2 separate regions of the Homo sapiens genome follow, and region 1 is linked to region 2. Evidence: chromatin contacts called from ENCODE Hi-C or POLR2A ChIA-PET data. All regions are on one chromosome and are shown on one strand. Each heading gives the region's core, a stretch centred on a gene start or an enhancer-like site at or near the end of the contact. The rest is flanking DNA. Distances are from core to core; before and after follow the strand shown.

Evidence for each region. A loop is a pair of places that touch in the nucleus more often than their neighbours do. ChIA-PET counts read pairs that join two places held with the same protein, here RNA polymerase II (POLR2A). Pooled maps may share reads with other maps.
Region 1: a pooled map shows a loop between it and region 2 (2.0-fold over the local background). The contact joins two enhancer-like sites. A Hi-C loop is called at or near these places in 1 of 168 maps with a recorded cell type or tissue (PC-9), 3 of 37 single-sample maps with no recorded cell type and 2 of 50 pooled maps. POLR2A ChIA-PET finds 5 or more read pairs at or near these places in 4 of 52 experiments (MCF 10A, OCI-LY7, PC-9 and 1 more).

The regions. Positions count from the first base shown.
Region 1 is chr2:39,528,282-39,535,275 of GRCh38, reverse strand. All of the region lies in intron 5 of MAP4K3-DT (MAP4K3 divergent transcript), which reads right to left. Among named protein-coding and RNA genes, the nearest start is that of MAP4K3-DT, 94 kb to the right of the region's middle. Within about 2 kb of position 4,800, at least 2 of the 41 ENCODE cell types and tissues checked have a DNase peak (open chromatin) inside an H3K27ac peak, as active enhancers do.
Region 2 is chr2:39,471,028-39,478,022 of GRCh38, reverse strand. The region is part of intron 3 of MAP4K3-DT (MAP4K3 divergent transcript); the gene reads right to left. Among named protein-coding and RNA genes, the nearest start is that of MAP4K3-DT, 37 kb to the right of the region's middle. Within about 2 kb of position 1,347, at least 4 of the 41 ENCODE cell types and tissues checked have a DNase peak (open chromatin) inside an H3K27ac peak, as active enhancers do.

The sequences.
Region 1 (6,994 bases), core at 3,551-6,050, 54 kb before region 2:
AGATTAACGATTTATAATCCCATGAATGGGATCTAAATTCCTGCTTTAATAGATACAGAAAGTTTTTCGCTTACCCGTGGGGAAGGTACTGATAGAGACATGCATAGAATGCATATGTAATTTGTCCACATTTATAGAATGTAATCTACAGCTCTTCTCTAAGTATCATATTCCCAGAAAGACAAAACATATTTGTCTTTAGAGGAAAGTGTTAACTTTATCCAGACTAACTTTGACTAAATGCCTACACAGCCATGAATCAGAAAAGACATACAACTTTTAAAACAAGGATTGAGAGAAGAAAGGAAAAACAAACCTGTCTGGGAAACGGGGTTGGGAGTGAATTAACTGGCAATAGTGTTTTTAAATTGCCCTAGAGGTAAATTAAGCCTCCTACTTTTTTGTCAGAAATGAGTAATTACTAGAAGGAGGCAGCGTAGTCCACATCTTGGCATTTTTACCCAGAATTAAATCTGCACATTATACATTCACACTCTATGTTTAAAAAAATGAGACACTTTTTAGTGAAACTATAAACACCTGCACAGCCAAACAAGGATTCTTGAGAGATCACATCTACGCAGACAGAGTGGTCTGAATTATTTAGACCACAGCAAAAATATGTGTGACAGATGAAACAGAATCATTAAGAGAAAAAGCAGAGTTTGTTGAACAGATAATCCCAGAGGGATTGCCCTCCTTCTTTTTCCCTAGGCAGGTCCCTTCTCTCAGATTACCTTCAAAACTGTGTTTAGAACAATGCCTCTCGCAGGAAGCCCTCCTTGGTTAACTGACATGATCCTGTCATTCGGCTCCTCTTTGCCATAGCAAGTGCATCTGTATTTTGCATTTGGTCCTAAGCAGCTTGTTTTATATCATTATTGAAGTCTATCTATGCCTTTGTATCTTTATTTCATCTACCCTCTACTGTGGCTTTCATTTGCTGGGTGTGTCTCCAGAGTGCTTACTGTCAGAACAAAGAACTCTCAGGAATGTTGCCTGTTGACAGTATGAAACCAATATTGTGTCGATGACTTGGGCTTGGGCTTGGGCTTTGAGTCCATTCTAAAAGTTTGAGGGGGAAGGAGAAGGACTGTAAATGACTTTATAAGATTCTGTTCAAATCTATCTGACATTGTTTCTTCATTTGCTGTGGGGGACTATGTGAATTTCTTTCCATTTTTCCCCGTTTTTTGTTTTAAAACTCACTACTCTTATTTTCATTGAATCAAGGGTTTCTCTGGCCCTCCTCGAATTTTATTAATAAGCTCAAAATCCAGCCTGTAGGCTAGATATGAGGCTGGGCCAGCATAGACAGCAAGCTCACAGCAGCAACATTTTCTACTCAAAGGGACAGTCTCTGCCACATTCTGAAGTTAATGCAATGTCTCTGCTTTGGGGACTCTAGCACAATAAAAGGGTCTAAATTCCTCAAGCCTTTAGGGAGAAGGAAGGAAATAGAATTCTTTATCAAATTCTCAAGTCCACGGAATTCTGGCACACAACAGACATGGTTAATTCAAGATGGGGATGAATTAAGGTGGTGCAGGAGATTGGGAAACTGATTTCCCAGGGATTAAAGTAATGAATTTTTTATTTGAGAAATTCTCAAAATGCAATTTCTTTAATAATATTCAACCTATTCAGAAGCCTGTCTCTAGGCTGTTTTACCAGAGACATTTAGGCTTGCCCTTAGGGATTAGTGTATGTTGGGATATGGGAAGAGAGGAGAAACTCAGTGTGAAAAAATATATTGCTACTGAGAGCCAAGGAGAGGAATCCAATCTGCATAATGTCCCTAATTAGCTCTTTCCACCAGCACCTTGCAAATCCTCTCCCCAGAGTCTCCAAGAAAACCAGTGGAAGAGAACAGGCTGACAATGAGAAGAAGCTGCATGCAAACAAGCTCAGGTGTGGGTTTAGGAAAGAAATCAGGCTGAGGGTTGAAACAGCTAAAGAAATGTATTAAGGATAGAATGTCCAGCTCACAGCACTGGGGATGTACCCCCACTGTCTCCCCATGGTGACTCCAGATGGTGGGAAAAGTCTGAGACAGGAGAGAGCAGTGGGCCAGGGGTCCAGGAACCAGGTTTTCAGCTGTGTCTATAGGACTCATCAGCTGTGCGATGGCGGCAATTTGTTGTGCCTTCCTGGACCTCGGCTCCCTCACCTGTAATTAAGCAGGGCCAAGGTCATGGATGTGCAAACTGTGCTCAGAAGATCCCATTGTTAGAAGGGCCCCACACTTGGTTTAATATCTGCTGTCACCATCTTGAATTCTTTATAATGACGGCACCACATTTTCCTTTTGCACTAAGCCCATCAAATTATGTAGCTGGGGTATTATGCAGAGGGGAGTTTTAAGTGATTGTGATTATACTAAAGATTCATTTATTTGGTTTTTAAGCTGTCCATAAAATTATCCTATGAAATCAGGATCATGAGAGTCTGGAAACCTTTAGGAAGAGAACAAGCCTTAAAGTAAACACACTTTATTTGCAAATGGTGTGGTGTTAGTGTTGATCAATTGACTACTCCAATTAATTGATAAGGTTAGCTGAACTCCTCTTTATAGATTGTCATTGCCTTAAGACACTCAGTTGCGTACTAAACACTGAAATTTATACTGAAAGTATTTTAATATTCTGACTCTTTCATTGCCAAAGGCTACTCATTCTAAACAGTATAATTCTCACTGAACAACACAACATACACAAAATATGTGTCTGCCTTAGTTTCTGGTTATCTTAATTATTAGTTTCTGGTTATCTTAATTACGTCAGGATCATGGTAATATTCATAATGAAAAGCAGACACTTATTAAAGTTTGAATATGAATAGGGAAACTTTCCCAGACTCTGGGATTTCAGAGCTAGGGTTAGGATCAGGGTCAGGATTAGAGTTAGGGGTTAGGATTAGGGTGAGGGATTGAAGTTAGAGTTAAGATTCAGTACCTCACCTGGAGACTTATTAAACATGAAACTTAGGCAGGCTATTTATGTATATAAATAAAATATACAGCACACACACACACATACACACAAATAGCTCAAAGGAAATCTTCGTTAAGGGCCAGTGAGCCTCAGAGTCAAAGAATGTTGTGGAAGTTCTGGGGGGAGGGGAATCTTAGGAACCAGAAAACCAATCTGCTATGATCTGAATGTTTGTGTCCTCCGAAAATTCATATGTTAAGATGTAATCACCAATGTGATAGTATTTGGAGGTGAGGCATTTTCATGATAATTAGATCATGAGGGCAGCCTTTATGAATGGGAGTAGTCTTCTTAGAAATGAGGCCTGAGGCTGGGCGCGGTGGCTCACACCTACAATCCCAACATTCTGGGAGGCTCAGGCGGGCAGATCAAGAGGTCAAGAGATCGAGACCATCCTGGCCAACATGGTGAAACCCTGTCTCTACTAAAAATACAAAAAAATTAGTTGGGCGTGGTGGTGGGCACCTATAATCCCAGCTACTCGGGAGGCTGAGGCAGGAGAATCGCTTGAACCCGGGAGGCGGAGGTTGCAGTGAGCTGAGATGGCGCCACTGCACTCCAGCCTGGTGACAGAGTGAGACTCCGTCTCAAAAAAGCAAAAAAAAAAAGAAAAGAGGCCTGAGAGAGCTGCCATCCCCCTTCCACCATGTGAGGACACAGTGAAAAAGCGCCATCTATGAACCAAAGGTGAACCCTCACCAGACACCGACTCTCCTGGCACCAAGGAAGGGCTTGGACTTCCCAGCCTCCAGAACTGTGACAGATAAGTTTCAGTTGTTTATAAGCCATCCAGTCTATGGTATTTTGTTATAGCAGCACCAACAGACTAAGACACACACACTCCACACTGTTGCAGTCCCCTTGGTGGAGATGGAGTGAGCCCATCATATCACCTGCAGTTGGTTCCAGCTCAAGTTTGGGAGTCAGCATTGAGTCTATGAATGTGTAGTGAGAACCCATTTCACAGAAGGCTCGGGCTAGTTTAATGGAGATACAGAGGTGAACAAGCTGAGGTTCTGGCCTTCACACAGCTCCAATCCAAGGAAGGGAAGAACACATAAAGTATAACTGAAGCCTCACCAGGGAGCCACCTGCCCTGCCTCTGACAGCTGAGTGAGAGGAGGACTCTCAGAGAAGATGAGTAAATAGAATTCTTTTTCAGCTATTGATTGAGGATATTGAAAAATGAAAAAATATCAATCACGGAAGCAGTCCTTCATCGGCAGGAGTGCATCAGAGAATTGCGAGGTGAGAATGTGGCTTAGCGTGGAGGCTCTGGTTTTTACTCATTTGCAGGCTGCCTGGCCAAGATCTTCCCAGTCCTGTTTGCTCAAGGTGACATTCACAAAAGATAATGCTAGCCTACTTTTTCTAAAAATAAAGAAATAGTATAATTTCACCTTGCTTTAAGCAACCCTGATCTTTAAAATCCAAGCAAACAGATAAATCAGTAAAGAATTCTTCACTTTATAAAATGTCTCACCACAAGATGGCCTTAAAAGTAAACTCCCAGATTAGTACATTTTAGGTGGAATTTGACTTACAAAAAAAGTGGTTTATATGCATCATTGAAGCAGCACATCTACTATGTAAAGTCAGATATCCTTGTAGTTGATCCAAAGTCATAAATAAAATAAGCAGTCATCCTTCACCAGCATTATTCAATTGAGAAATCTGGAAAGGCAATCTAAACAACAATCTTCCTGTCAGTGGCTATATTATTAGACTGCAGCTTTTCAGTTTCCTGTATGTTGACAGGAAGCTGATCTCCTGAAGGAGAAAGAATACCCACGGGATCATTTCTTCAGCCCCATTAAATGTGAGTCAGGGCCAGTATGTCTGCACATAGCTATTTCAACTGCAGTGAAGAGTTGAAGTAACAGATTGGTATGATTTCCAGGAAAGTTCTAGAATGAAGTATTAATATTTAGATAATGATTTGTGAACACTTAGAAATTAAGAAGTGATTATTCAGAGTTAGTGTAAGCTAACTAAGAAAACGATATCCTATTTTTAAAAAGACTTACTATACCAGTAAAGTTGAGAAATTCCATAGATGAAACATACCCAATTTTGGTGACATATTTCATTAAGTCATGAAATCATCATAGAAAAGGTGAAAAAAATATATATGTGCTCAGTGAAAATGCAGTTATACAGATTTGTATTTTCTTCAGTGGCCAAATTAATGGCTGACGAATAGACCCATGTGAACCTACAGGGAGGTTCCTAGTATGTGTCACAGGGCTTAGCATTTTAGCAATGCCTGGGGGAAAGGTTTGAAAAGCCCTGTTATCAAGATCACATAGTATCTTGGAAGCTGGAAGGCTAACATTAGAAAGCAGAATCTGGATTAGAAAAGTTTTCAGTAAGACAGAAGAATCAAAACAAACAAATAAATATAATTTAAAAGGGATAAGTGTAAAATTTTACATTAAGAATTTTATGGTTGGTCACAGTGGTGCACACCTGTAAATCCAGCACTTTGGGAGGCCGAGGAAGGCAGATCACTTGAGGCAAAGAGTTCGAGACCAGCCTGGCCAACATTGCAAAACCCCATCTCTATTAAAAATACAAAAATTAGCCAGGCATAGTGGTGCACGCCTGTAGTCCCAGTTACTCAGGAGGCAGGAGAATTGCATGAACCTGGGGGATGAAGGTTGCAGTGAGCCAAGATTGCACCACTGCACTCCAGCCTGTAAGACTGTAAGACCCTGTCTATAAGACTCTGTCTTTGTATCAGGATGTATAAACCAAATCCATGATTTAAAGACCACTCAGCCTGTAAGACTCTGTCTCAAACAAAAAGACAGAGAGAGAGAATTTTATATAGAGACAAAATCTGGCTTGATGGAAGGTCATCTGACAGAGAACTAGGTGTTTTGGTAGGCCACAGATTTTATATGGGCCATTAATGAAATATGAATGTTAAAAATTATAACAAAAAGCTAATAGACTCTTGGCAGTTAATACTTATTTTCTCCCAGTTTATCAAGGGTTCTTATCTTCTTTATACTTTTCTGGATTTTCCAAATTTTCACATATGTTATTTTTATGAACAGAAAAACTACTCTTAGAATTTGAAAGTATTTTAATAACTGTCCTATTTTAATAACTGTCCTATGGACATTGGAGCAGGCTATTTCATATAGTTTTAGAGGCTGAAACTAGGGAAAACGGCTTGAAGTTATAGGAGACAATTTTAGCCTAAGTACTCAGCTCACCATCGAGTGGGTTCCCATCCCTGGAAGTGTTTACATAACCGTTGGCTAACTACAGAAGTGGCATATCATAGCATAGCATAGCATAGCATAGCATAGCATAGCATAGCACAGCACAGCACAGCACAGCACAGCACAGCACAGCACAGCACAGCACAGCACAGCATAGCATAGCATAGCAGTGAAAATCTCTGGCTCTGCCAAACTGCCTGGGCTTGCACCTTGGCTATGCTACTGACTTAGACGAGGCATGGTCTTAGATGAGGCATTCCACTATTTCGTCAGCTATAAAAAGGGCATGATAGTAACTGTATTTGTCCATATGGTCGCTAAGGATTAAAAGGATTCATCTGTATCAATATCCTTAAGACAATAACTGGACTATGCTCAATAAACATTATTATCATCTGTCAGAAGTGGTACATAAAGAATCTCTGCCTTGCTTGAGAAACTAGACTAAATGATTACCAAAAGTTACCTCCAATTTCATTATCTTATTGTTCTAAGTCAAGGAGCACCCTTCCTCAGGTGGCACTGTCTTATTACCTAAGCCTGTACTCCTGAATAGAACCCTGATAATAACAAAATTATTGCAGGAGAGCAAAATATATTACAAAGGAAGTGTCCAAAAGCTACTCAGCATCTCATACATTTCATTACCCAGAATAGGAAGCAGGCCCAGTGGTGGCACTGGACATATAAACCAAATCCATGATTTGGCCAGGTGCGGTGGCTCACGCCTGTAATCCCAGCACTTTGGGAGGCTAAGGCGGGCAGATT
Region 2 (6,995 bases), core at 98-2,597:
AGAGTGACGGCAAGAGAGAGAGCGAAGGGGGGAAGTGCCACGTACTTTGAAACAACCAGATCTTGCAAGAACTCACTATCATAAGAACAGCACCAACACGATAGTGCTAAACCATTCATGAGAAATACGTCCCCATGATCTTGTCACTTCCTGCCAGGCTCCACCGCCAACACTGGGGATTACAATTCGACATGAGATTTGGTGGGGACACAGTTCCAAACCATACCACCCCTCTATCTGGAATACAACTCCATCCTTCCCTGGGTTGTCCTGAGAGTCCCTACTCATCCTTTAGGTTTCAGCTCAATTAAATTCTTTTCTTTTGAACAGTTTCTTGCTCTTCTAAAGTAAATCCATTACCCAGAACACATAAACACAAAGTCTTTAAACTTTGCTCATTCATCAGAGAATTCTTCCTCCTTGGTGTCAGAGAGAGGGCAGCAAAGAAAGCTGTGAATATTTATAAGGTAAGTTTTGTTATTGGGGCAGGGGATGTGGGAAGAATCCATATCACAAATTTTGAACACAAATGAGTCCAAATATTGCCACATTTAACTGTCCTGCTTCTCTGGAAGAATACCAAAATGGTCCAAAAGAAGAAATAACAAGGGACCATAGCAGGTGTGTGAGCCGTGCAATGGCAAAAAGAGGAAATGACAGGAAAGAGGATGGATAGGATGTATAATTAACTGACTCTGGAGAAAATATGAGGAATCAAGGAAGGGTATGATTCTGAGCCTTAGAAACTAAGGGAAAGATGATATCTATAACAGGCTGGGCATGGTGGCTCACTTCTGTAATCACAGCACTTTGGGAGGCTGAGGTGGGAGGATCACTTGAGGTCAGGAGTTTGAGACCAGCCTGGCCAACATGGTGAAACCCCATCTCCACAAAAAATACAAAAATTACTCTGGTGTGGTGGTGCATGCCTGTAATCCCAGCTACTCAGGAGGCTGAAGCAGGAGAATCACTTGAACACAGGAGGTGAAGGTTGCAGTGAGCCGAGATCACACCACTATACTCCAGCCTGGGCAACGGAGCAAGACTCCATCTAAGAATAATGATATCTGTAATGGCATTTGGGAGGATTAAAGGGGAGGAAATTTGATGGAACAGCAGGGCATCAAGTGGAACGTGTCACAAGCAGATCTGTAGCTTAGAACTCAGGGGAGGGGGAAGCCCTGGTGAACAGATAGGGACTTAGCAATGACCAAAGATGAGAATAAGCAAAATTAGCTGAAATAGAGGGTAAAACCAGAGCACCAAGGACTTGGCCTTGTGGGACATCCACAGTTACAAAAGGGGAAGAAAAAGTGAAAGCAGTTTAAAAACTGGAAGCATCAGAAGAGGTAGTGATCCGGGACAGCAGAGCATCCTAACAGCCAACAGGAGAGAGGTAAAAGGAAGAGCAGTCAACACTGCTGGATGCTGCAGAGGAGTGAAGGAAAATGGGGGCTGAAGGAAAAACGGTTTCATTCAGTGACTCGGAAACAACAGCAGTGACTTCAGAGAGGGCAATTGCCAAGAGAAAGGTGAGAGAGGAAGCTAGATTACGAACTGCAGAGAAGCAAATGCTAGTTGATTTCTAGTCAAGATGGGGCTTTGAGGACCACGCCAATCCAAAATGATAGTGATAATAGATTTAATATAAAATGGGAAAAATGTAAGGCATTTTCACACTTAAAAACATCTCCATAGCCCAGAAATGGAACAGAAACAATATGGTAAGTAGCCTGAAGATGTAGACCAGCTCAATTCTGCCAACAGCAAACAGAGGCATCCAGGGGCAAGACTCATACAGGGTACTAAGAACTAAATAACCCATGTGAGGCAGAAGACTCACATGAAATCAAGGGCTGGGATAAGGCTACCCCCTTGAAAGGAATTGCCTAGGGCTACAGGCTTGTAAACATCTGTATACCTAGGGACATGGAAGAACCAGGCATAGTCTTAAAGACGGAATTTGACCCTAGAGAAGGAACTGGATCTACAATACTATAGGATAAAACCGAGGTCTAGGCCTGGGAGGCCCAGAAAGTAGGTAACGGCAAAACTATGAGACCAGGAAGGTTAAGCCTAGGGGGACAGGAAGGAAGGAATGAAGGAAGAGAAGAAGGAACAGAGAAAAGGAGAGAGGGAGAGAAATAAGAAAGACTGCCAAAAATAGAAACCACAACATGGAGAAGCATTCACACCAGGTAAAAACAAAATACTAGAGTATCTGAAAATTACTTCTTTAAAAAGAATTTGTTCAAGACTTTCAAAGGAATTAAGCAGAGGAATAACATTCATAAAAATTATGAAGCACGAACCGTCAGAAATAAAATAGCTATGATTATGAAGAATAACAAATTAAAATCCTGAGAATTAAAAATACAGTCATAGAAAAGTTTTTTTTTGTTTTGAGACAGAGTTTCACTCTTGGTGCCCAGGCTGGAGTGCAATGGCATGATCTTGGCTCACCGCAACCTCCGCCTCATGGATTCAAGAGATTCTCCTGCCTCAGCCTCCCTAGTAGCCGGGATTACAGGCGCCTGCCACCATGGCCAGCTAATTTTTTGTATTTTTAGTAGACACAGGGTTTCACTATGTTGGCCAGGCTGGTTTGGAACTCCTGACCTCAGGTGATCCACTCTCCTCAGCCTCCCAAAGTGCTAGGATTACAGGTGTGAGCTACCATGTCCAGCTCAGTCATAGAAATTTTTAAAAGAAAGAAAGAACAATGAATAGGATAAACTCTGAAATGAACACACTTAGAAAATTGGGAAATAGTACAATATTGCTAAACTGACCCATGACAAAATATTGCACCCGCAGAGTTAAGAGACATATACGGTAGGCAGGGAGACCTCAACATACCACTGCTAAGAGTTTCTGATGAAGAGCAGTTTGGTGATTAATACATTCATTTATTCTTTTTTTTTTTTTTCAGATGGAGTCTCGCTGTGTTGCCCAGGCTGGGGTGCAATGGCGCAATCTTGGCTCACTGCAACCTCCACTTCTTGGGTGCAAGTGATTCTCCTGCCTCAGCTTCCTGAGTAGCTGGGATTATAGACGCGCACCACCATGCCCAGCTAATTTTTGTATTTTTAGTAGAGATGGAGTTTCACCAGCTTTGGCCAAGCTGGTCTCAAACACCTGACCTTGTGATCCACCCATCTTGGCCTCCCAAAGTGCTGGGATTACAGGCATGAGCCACCACGCCTGGCCCATTTATTTAATTCTTAGAATGAAAAAAAATATATTGGCAACAAGTATCCAACTGAAGAAGCTGAAAAGAATGTTAGTGAAAATCCAAATAAAGAGGAAGAAACTAACATGCAGGCACAGAGATTAATAAAACACACACACAGATACACACACACACACACACACACACACACACACACACACACCAGAAGTGAAAAATGAAACAAAAAGCTAGTATAGTCGGCTCTCCATCTGTATCTGCAGTTTCCACATCCACAGATTCAACCAATTGTAGACAGAAAATATTCTGAAAAATAAAAAATAACAATACAACAATAAATATGCAAATAAAAACAATATAGCATAACAACTATTTACATAGCATTTATATCATATTAGGTATTTTATGTAACCTAGAGAAAATTTGAAGCATACAGGAGAATTGTGCAGGCTATATGCAAATAGTATGGCATTTTACATCAAGGACTTGAGCATCCTTGGATTTTGGTATGCAAGTGTGTCCTGGAACCAATCCCCCACAAATACCAAGGGACCACTGTACTTTGAAAAAACTAATTAAATTGACACACTTCTATTAAGGCTGATCAAAAAGACAAGAGAAGGCACAAAAATATTAGGAAAGAAAAGGTAATATAAACAATTCAAGTAAAATTTATAAATACAACTTTTTTTTTTTTTTTTTTTGAGACAGGGTCTCACTCTGTCTTCTAGGTTAGAGTGCAGTGCCATCATCTAGGCTCACTGCAGCCTCAACCTTCCAGGCTCAGGCGATCCTCCTCAGCTCAGCTTCCTGAGTAGCTGGGACTACAGGTATGTGCCAGCACATCCGGCTAATTTTTGTATTTTTTGTAGAGAGGAGGTTTTGCCATGTTGCCCAAGCTGGTCTCAAACTCCTGGGCTCAAGCAATCTACCCACCTCAGCCTCCCAAAGTTCTGGGTTTTACAGGCATGAGCCACCGTGCCTGGCTACAAATACAAGCTTTTTAATTCTTCAGAAAATATTGCTGGGCACGGTGGCTCACACCTGTAATCTCACCACTTTGGGAGGCCGAAGCAGGTAAATCACACGGTCAGGAGTTTGAGACCAGCCAGTTCGAGATCAGCCTGGCCAACATGGTGAAACCTCGTATCTACTAAAAATACAAAAATTAGATGGTTGTGGTGGCAAGCATCTGTAATCCAAGCTACTCAGGAGACTGAGACAGGAGAATTGCTTGAATCTGGGAGGTGGATGTTGCAGTGAGCCGAGATCGCGCCACTGCACTCCAGCCTGGGCGACAGAGCAAGACTCCATCTCGGAAAAAAAGAAAGAAAGAAAGAAAGAAAATGTTATTTTTCAACCTCATGCTAATAAACTTGTATACATGGATTTAGTAGAAATGTTTTTAAACAAATACAAATTATCAAAATAAACTCAAGAAGAAATAGGGAGCCTGAATAGATTTAAAAAAATCAGTAATAGATCAAACAACAATCAATCAAAATTATTACTTATCAATAAATATCAGGCCCAAGTGTTTTTGTTTTTTTTTTCAGATGGAGTTTTACTCTTGTTGCCCAGGCTGGAGTGCAATGGCCCGATCTCGGTTCACTGCAACCTCCACCTGCCAGGTTCAAGCGATTCTCCTGCCTCAGCCTCCCAAGTAGCTGGGATTACAGGCATGCACCACCACTCCTGGCTAATTTTGTATTTTTCGTAGAGACGGGGTTTCTCCATGTTGGTCAGGCTGGTCTCGAACTCCCGACCTCGGGTGATCTGCCTGCGTTGGCCTCCCAAAGTGCTGGGATTATAGGCGTGAGCCACCGAGCCTGGCCTCAAATGTTTTTTTACAAATGAGTTTTATCAAGCTTTCAATTAAGAAATAGTAGCTATCATACAGGAACTACTTTGTAAAATTGGAAAGAAAGGAGGTACTATCCAATTCACTCTATGATTCTAGGGTAGCCCTAACACCCAAAACAAATGGCAGTAAAAATATTACATACCAAACTCACTTATAAACTGAATTGAAAAGATCCTATAGGCTGCTCTGTCTATGGAGTAACCATTCCATTTTATTTTATTTTTTATTTTTATTTTTATTTTTTTGAGACGCAGTCTCACTCTGTCACCAGGCTGGAGTGCAGTGGTGTGATCTCGGCTCACTGCAACCTGTGACTCCCTGGTTCAAGTGATTCTTCTGCCTCAGCCTCCCGAGTAGCTGGGATTACAGGCATGTGCCACCACACCCAGCTAATTTTTGCATTTTTAGTAGAGACAGAGTTTCACAATGTTGGCCAGGATGGTCTCGATCTCCTGACCTCGTGATCCGCCTGCTTCGGCCTCCCAAAGTGTTGGGAAGTGTTGGGATTACAGGTGTGAGCCACCACGCCCGGCTGGAGTAGCCATCCTTTTATTCCTTACTTTCTTAACAAACTGCTTTCACTTAAAAAAAAAAAAAAAGAAAGAAAGAAAGAAAGAAAAAAATAAAAGACCCTATATCTCTAATTAGAAACCTTAGGAAAAGATAAATTCTAAATAAAATCCTAGTCAATTAAATTCAAGAATGTATTTTAAAAAATAAAAATACCTCATAACCAAATAGAATTTACCCCAAGAATATAAGAATGTTTTGACATCAGAAAATATCTATATATTTGTTCATAATATTGCCTACATACAGAAAAACACACAAAAAAAACCCTCTATGGAATTTTTTAAAAAAGACATTCTACAAAAGTAAACATTCATTCATGAGTTAGTAAATTTTGTATATATTTTATTAGGATAAATTGTCCTCTGACCATTTCTTCATTCATTCATTCTTTGTTTCCTTCCTCCCATCTACCATTAAAAGCAAGGCTATAATAAGTATTTTCCTACAGTCTCTTTATGCACACATAAAATAACCTCTCTAGAGTGTATACTTAGAAGGAGCATTGCCTAGGGGAAGGATCTGCTCATCCTCAAGTATTTATAAATTGTAAAGGTTTGTACAAATTTACACTGCTACCAGCAGTGTATGGGAGCTTCCCCATATCAATGCCAACATTTTCAATACTTTTTACCCGAAATGAATGGGGATAAAATTTATTTATGAATTCTACCAATATTTATTGAGAACTTAGTATGTGTCAAGAACTGGAAAAGAGTAGTAGGTAATGAGGTGAAAAAGGTCATGGTGTGCAGAGGATGCATGTGGCACCGTTGTCATAACTTTGGCTTGAAGTGACATGAAAAGCTATTGGAGGATTTGATTCAGAGAAATGGCATGATTTGACTGTTTTGTAAGAATCACCCTGGCTGTTGTGTTGAGAACAGACTATAAGGAAGCGATGAAGGAAGCAGGGAGACTAGTTAAGAGGCTATTGCAGTAATTCAGACAAACAGATGATGGGGGGTTGGACCACCATAAAAATACTTCATTTAAAAATTTTGTATTTCCCAGAATTGCAGTGAGACCATGTTTATGACCATGGGTAGAAAAGGCCTCCTGAAACAATACAAAAAATACCAAAGTCATAAAGAAGAGGATTAATAAATTTTACTATATCAAAACTTTACATCTGTTCAACAAAATGAGATTCAAATCCAAAGGAGAGACTGGGTGAAAGTATTGTAATGTATGTAGCAAAGGACTTGCCTTTATATGTCCCCAGAAAAAAGACAAAATTGAAAAATGGGCAAAGAACATAAATAAGCAATTCACAAAGAAGGAACATGAATGGCAAACGAGCATCTGAAAAGATGCTCAGTCTTACTGGTTTTGGGGGGAAACAAAAAGAAGAGGATGCTATTTTTTATA